2 separate regions of the Homo sapiens genome follow, and region 1 is linked to region 2. The links are chromatin contacts, found by Hi-C in ENCODE. All regions are on one chromosome and are shown on one strand. The core of a region is the stretch at or near the end of the contact, and the rest is flanking DNA. Distances in the headings are between cores, read along the strand shown.

What was found. Hi-C counts contacts between places; a loop is a spot of excess contacts on that map. Pooled maps may share reads with other maps.
Region 1: a map of ascending aorta shows a loop between it and region 2 (2.1-fold over the local background). The contact joins the enhancer-like site here to the promoter of FAM53B in region 2. A Hi-C loop is called at or near these places in 2 of 168 maps with a recorded cell type or tissue (ascending aorta and chondrocyte), 21 of 37 single-sample maps with no recorded cell type and 16 of 50 pooled maps.

The regions. Positions count from the first base shown.
Region 1 is chr10:125,059,448-125,062,837 of GRCh38, forward strand. All of the region lies in intron 2 of CTBP2 (C-terminal binding protein 2), which reads right to left. Among named protein-coding and RNA genes, the nearest start is that of MIR4296, 28 kb to the left of the region's middle. RefSeq lists a silencer at 2,161-2,362 and enhancers at 2,241-2,290, 2,701-2,780. Within about 2 kb of position 1,829, at least 31 of the 41 ENCODE cell types and tissues checked have a DNase peak (open chromatin) inside an H3K27ac peak, as active enhancers do; they include ascending aorta, where a contact is called at or near this core.
Region 2 is chr10:124,743,028-124,746,054 of GRCh38, forward strand. FAM53B (family with sequence similarity 53 member B) reads right to left here and starts at 1,351. Exons shown (of 5, transcript NM_014661.4): 1 at 986-1,351. RefSeq lists silencers at 230-309, 400-609, 930-1,089, 1,140-1,249, 1,270-1,319 and 1 more.

The sequences.
Region 1 (3,390 bases), core at 579-3,078, 320 kb after region 2:
GGTGCACGCCTGTAATCCCAGCTACTCGGGAGGCTGAAGCATTAGAATGGCTTGAACCTGGGAGGTGGAGGTTGCAGTGAGCAGAGATTGCATCACTGCACTCCAGCCAAAAGTGACATGATTTAGATGGAATTTACTCCAGACCCAAGGCTTGTCACCACCAACCCATCCTGATCCACACCTGACCTGGACCCATTAGCCTAATGTCCACGCTAAGATTTTCACACTGTTTTTTGACGTCGACCCCAGAAGCCATGCTCCAAGGCCACTGACACTGCATCAGTGGGCAGCTCAGTGTGCTGCCCCTCTCGCCCCGCCAATTTCCTGCCCGCCCACCCCCACCAGCTCCAGGAGGCGGAATCTGTCAGCTTGTCAGCGTTTGTCTGGATTCACTGGGAGTCAGGAAGGGGCCTGTTTGGGAGCTTGTGTTGGGTCTGGCTTTGCTGATCTTTTGTGGGGAGACACTTAGGATGAAATGGGGTAAAGGACAGAAAAGGCTCACCTGCAGGACCTCGCGGGTTAGCCACGAGTCTGACACACCTGAGCCTGCCCCACTGCCCATCCCTGGAGTCATCCTTCCCGGGGGCCAAAGGCTCTTCCATGTCACTTTAGTTATCATATGGCGGGCAGATTCGAACCGTCTATCCCAGTCACTCTTTTGAAGAGTGAACAATATGGAGAATGTGAACATATGTGGCCACGCAGCTGATGTACACAAGCATTCCCCACAGCCATTTATTTTAAGGCACCGTGTGCTATTTTTATCCTCCACAGAAATGCTGCCAAGGGAATCCGCAGAGGAAAACAAAGCTCTGGAGCTGAGCGGGTTACTCTGACTTCACTCTTCACACGACAAATGATCATAGCATACTATTTGCCACCTTGTCTCAGAGACAAATGTCATGAAATAAGTCACTCGTCATTATTTGAGTTCAAGTACTTTTTCTTAAAACATGGCTTTTAAACAGAAATGCATTTTTCCTTAACTACTGGTCATGATATTCCATTCCCCCCACGTGTGTGTGTGTGTGTGTGTGTGTGTGTGTGTGTGTGTACATGTGTGTGTCTGTTGCGGCTTACCTGCAACACTGGTTCTGAGCAAGTGAAAAACTTGCAAATGTGTTGTGGAAGAGAATGGCAATGCTCATCCCCAGCAGGGAACGTTCCCGAGTTTCCATCTCTGCCTGTGATTATGTGCAGGGCAGTCATGCGGAAGAGGGATTGGGTGTATTCTGCGTGGGCAGAACCATGACCAGGAGAGAGGGGAAGCCAAGAGGAGAGATTGCAGATGGATAAAGAAGTTTCTCACAGTCGAGGAATAAGAAGCACACGGGCAGGCTTCCCCAGAGAGGCCGGTGCCCCAACCTAGAGGACACGAAGCCGAGGCCAGGACTGTGGACCGCAGCTGGAGACCCCTCTTGACCCGCGGGGGCTGGTGTGCTAAGGTGCAAAGGGAGGAAAGAGCAACATGCAGGGTGACACCTGCAGACAGTTCTCCCTGTTCTGGAATCTTCCGGTCGGCCCCAGGGGTGCACGCTAGGGCAGCCCATAGCCAGCCCCTGCTAGATCCCGGCTCCCGGCAACCCTCAATGCTGAACTCTCCCAGGATTCCTGCGGTGGCAAACAGCCCTGGTATGTACCATTTTATTTTCACTCAAAACATCCTTCCTGGGACCATCCCAGCAAGCTGAGCATACTATTTTCAACTAAGGCCCTGGCATTGTCTAGGAATGTTTTCAGGGCTAAGCAAATTGCTAAAGCAAACATCTTATTTTCGTCTGCAAGGACAGCCAAGCGCTGTAAAAATACTTCCCGATAGGACTTCCAGTGGAACGGCCCCCTCTGGTGGCGCTGTTGGCACCAGACACTCTGGTTCAGGGGAAAGCTCTCGCTGGGCATCCGGGGCGACACCCACACTTCCCTTGACGGTGGCTCCACTGGCAGCCGCCCTGCTCCACACCCCTAGCTGCCCCAGGGGAAGGCCAGAGAAGGCCTGTGGACAGGAAGGGGTACAGGCCCTGCAGCGCCAGGAACAGGACCTCCCTCACCTCTCCTCCTCCTTGCTCCAAGGAACAGCCAGTTTGACACCAAATCCCACACATCCCAGTTCCAGGAGTGGCCTGGGACTCAGACACCAGGTGATCTGGGTATGGGAGGATATAACAGCGTCTACGGCAGCAAAGCCTGAGGCCCCCACACCAAGCCAGAGGCAACTGAGAGCTGGTACCACAGGCCAGACGGAGCCCCCGTGCAGCATCCTGGACCTGTGAGCTGGCCTGCATTCCTGGGTTCTCAGATGCACCTCGGTGAGGTGCCACCTCCTCACGGTCACTGCAACTGTCACACCCTTACTGAGAGGAGCAGCTGTAGCAATAAGCAGGCTCCCCGGCTCACGGCATCCTGGACACTGTTCCCGTCACTTTGCATGAATTCACTCATTCCTCCCAACAGTCTTAGGAACCAGGTATGCTTTCCTCATCTAAAATGACTAAACAGAGGCCCAGGGTAGAAAACAACGGGCCAAAGACACAGCTGGGGTGGAGGTGGGACCGAAGCCGGGTAGCCCAGGGATCGTCCACGCCCTGAGTTTGTGATGGACCTAAACTCCTGTGTGTTTCACTTCCTGTTTCAATTGCTAAACCGAGAGGGCCCTTAGCGACTGCTCCCACCAGGGCTGGAGAAGCAGAACCCAGCGGACTCAAAACGGTGCCTACAGGGGAAAACGGGGTGAGCAGGGGACGACTGAGTCCAGCCTCGGTTCTGGACTACTAGAAAGAGGTGCCCCTGAATGGGGGGACACAGGGGTGCTCTCAAAACTCAGCAAATGTTAGTCCTTTTATTTTAGGAAAATACACTGAACTATTTGTTGATGTAATAGAAGCTAGGGTTTACTGTATAATGGCCTAGTAGGGTGTGTCTGTAAGAGAACGCACGTGAAATGAGGGTGATGAGGACATCTGCTTTTTTAAGTCTGTCCTGTTTAAAGCTCTAACACTGTAACGTGGGGACAACTCTGAAGGCTGCGGGGAGGTTCTGGGACAGCAGACACCCGCTGGCAGCACGCAGCAGAACTCAGCGCGAGGGGTTAGAGTTAGGGTTAGGGTCGCTGCCATCAGTAATAAAAAATACGGAGGGACCGGGTGCGGTAGCTCACACCTATAATCCCAGCACTTTGGGAAGCCAAGGCAGCTGGATCACCTGAGGTCAGTTTAAGACCAGCCTGGTCAACATGATGAAACCTCCTCTCTACTAAAAATACAAAAAATTAGCCGGGTGCGGTGGCACACGCCTGTAATCCCAGCTACTCAGGAGGGTTGAGGCAGGATAATCTCTTGAACCTGGGAGATGGAGGTTGCACTGAGCTGAGATTGCGCCACTGGGCGCCTGGGC
Region 2 (3,027 bases), core at 101-2,600:
CGCGAGGGACCCGGGCAAACCTGTCCGCGCGGTTCGTCGCTGCTGCGGCGCCCCGGCCCGTACTACAAGCATTGTTCCCCAAGTCCGAAAATGGGGGTGGAGAGCTGGGGGCTGGGGGACAAGGTGGGGGGGCGGGGGGAGCGAGAACACACTTGGGACAACACAAACCGCAAACCCTCCCCGGATTCTGGGTGTCCTCGTTTCTTTCGTCTCTGCCCCAAGAGAAACCCTGAGCGGGGAACCTGACTCCCACGGGCTTGCAAAATCCAAGACTAGCAAAAATGTGACTCGACCAGTGTGCCTGTGCCGGACGGCCCTTCTCGCCATGTGCAAAAGCCACGCCGGCGCGGACGCCCCCACTCCGCAAGCCCCAGCGGTGGCCTCCCCGCGGGCTTCCCCCGCCCGGGACAGAATGCCCCCTCACCCCCATCCTGACCGCCCCGGACAGTCCAGCAGCAGCGGAGCCCGCCGCCTCGCTCCCGCACCCCGGGGGTGGCGGGTGCAAACTTCCGCGAACAAAAGAGTTGTCTGCAAACGATGCGGGAACTTCGGGGCGAATGGGGCCGCCCGGCTCCCGAGACTCCGCGCCTCCTCCGCAGCGGCTAGTCAGGGCTCAAGTTGAGACGCGGAGAGGACACCCCCGGGCGCAGCAGTCCCCGCGCCCGCCCGCCCTGGCCTGGGGAGCGCAGACTTTTCCGCCGCAGCCAGGCTTGTTCTTCCCCATGCCTGTGCTCTGACAAGTCTCACGCCTGCATCAGGGGCGAGACCGAGCGCCCGGAGAAACCGCCCGACCCAACCCAAAGGCGAAACAAGGCAGAAAAAAAGGAAACCAGCAACATTAGGAAAAAAGAAAAAAAAAAGGCAAGCCCATTGCGCACGCGAGCCGGGCTCCCTCCAGCCAGCGGCCGGGACGCACACGGCCCGGACCTCGCTCGGGGCCAGCCCCCCGGCCACCGCCGCCGCCGCCCGGCCCCGGGTCGCTTACTGTGCGCGGCGGGGCGCTCCGGGCGCGGACCCCGCGCCGTCACCGCCAGCGCTCGCCAAGTCGTCCGGGGTGCCCGCCGCGCGTCCGCCGCGCGCACGCTCGCCTGCCGGCGCCGAGCGCTTTGTACGAGCGACTCCCGGGGAGGAGGAAATCGACTTGTCACTTCCTGAAGTGTTTGCAACTCGTCCCTTTAACCGGCACCGGCCAGGCCGCCCGCACCCGCCGCCGCCGCGGAGCCGCCAGACCGCGGCTGCGTGAACTCGGCCCGGCGCTTAGCGGGCGGTGTCGCGGGCCCGGGCGCTAGGCGCGGCGGCGGCGTGCAGGAGGCAGGCGGCGTGCGGCGGCGGCGGCAGGCGAGTGTGCAGTGCGCGCAGCCGCCGATGGGCGGGGAGTGAGGGACTCGCGGCGCGCCGCCGGCGGGGCTAGAGGGCGTCCTGCGGGCTCAGCCGCGCGCCGCTCGCCGCGCTCGCGCCTGCGAGGCCCCGGGACGCGGGAAGTGGCCCCGGGCCTGGGCCGCGCCACCGCGGCTGCCCGGGCCCCGCGCCAGAGGCCCTACGGGCTTCTCTCCCCGCCCCCAGCACGAGCCGGGATGAAAACGCTGGGCCGCATAGGCTTCAGGCGTCCAGCTTCCGGGTTGTTAGATGCCGAGGTTCAAAAGAAACGATCACTTCAGTGGCGTGCAGGACAGCGGGCGGGTGGGGTCGGGGAGGGGGGACCTTAAAGTGTTGTCACACTTTGGGAAAATAAAGCGCAAATTTCCTAACTCGGGGCGCTGTGACTGTGTACTTCAGAAGCCACATCCAAAATACATGCAACTGGCGAAGGAAGGATTTGTGGTTGCTAAGCAGAGGCAGAGCATGTTTAGTTCTGTAACTTAGGATGTTGACTTAAGTTCAGGAATGTAACCCTGATAGAATAAGCAGAGTATTTTCATTGTGCTGCTCACCTGGGGGAGGGGGATTGTTTTCCTTGTGAAGCCCTAGATTTCCCATTACTCCTTCCTACTGGTGTATGTTATTTTATTGACCTTGTATCCAAAAAGCGATTTTTAAAGAGAAGTTTTTTTAAAACTCCCTATGCCTGTTTTGTGTTCTCCTTTGCCAAAAAAACAAAACACCTCATTACTTTACATGGATTGTGTCTGCGCCATTTGAATGGTTCTATTCATAAATAAGGAAACTTTTTCTGTTGCTTCTAGGAACATTTAATTGGTTTTAATCCAATGTTTCAATCCCAGTATCAAACATAAATGAACAATTAACTTCTTGAGCTTTGTGTGCTTGGGAAACTATTATATTTCATGGCTATTGCTGAAATATTTCAGAATATCATCACACCGGACCCATTCTTTTCAGAAAAGCATGAACTGACATCTCCTTTCACACTACAGCTCGCTCCACTGAGTTCTGCTGCATGATTAGAATGGACAGCAATCAGTGGAAAGGATATGAGTCTATTCATTTCAAGTTACATGATGTGGGATAGAGTCAGTTCATCCTAGAAAGCCAAAATGAGCTAACATACAGAATACAGCATACTAAGATATTGATATCCTTACCCATATACGTTGCTTTTTAAAAATGCATTAAGGACCAATCTTGAAAGGAACAAGATCCAAGAACCGATGGTGAACAAAAGAAGGCCCAAGGAATAATCTAAGAATGCTGCTATGCTTAACGAAAAGAGTCAGTGTTTCCCTAAAGCCATCTGATATCACACAATCACCTCAGCCTTTCAGAGCTTTAAGGACAGAGTTTAATTTACTAACGTTTTATTAGGAAGCCTAGAGTGACTCCTGCTGGCAAACATTCAGTTTATTCCTACAATTACTAGTTCATCAGGTCAACTTAAAAAACAAGATGCAGGGTCCCAGGCCTGGAAACAATTATTACAACCATTATTCTTGTTGCTTTCAGGATGATTTGCGTTTCACATTCCAAGGATGGTGGTCATGGCCAGTTCCTCTGCTGTAACACCTCCTTTCCAACCTAAAGCAGCCTGTTTTTCTGGTTCTGAGGCTTTCTTGAGGCTGTCTAGAATAT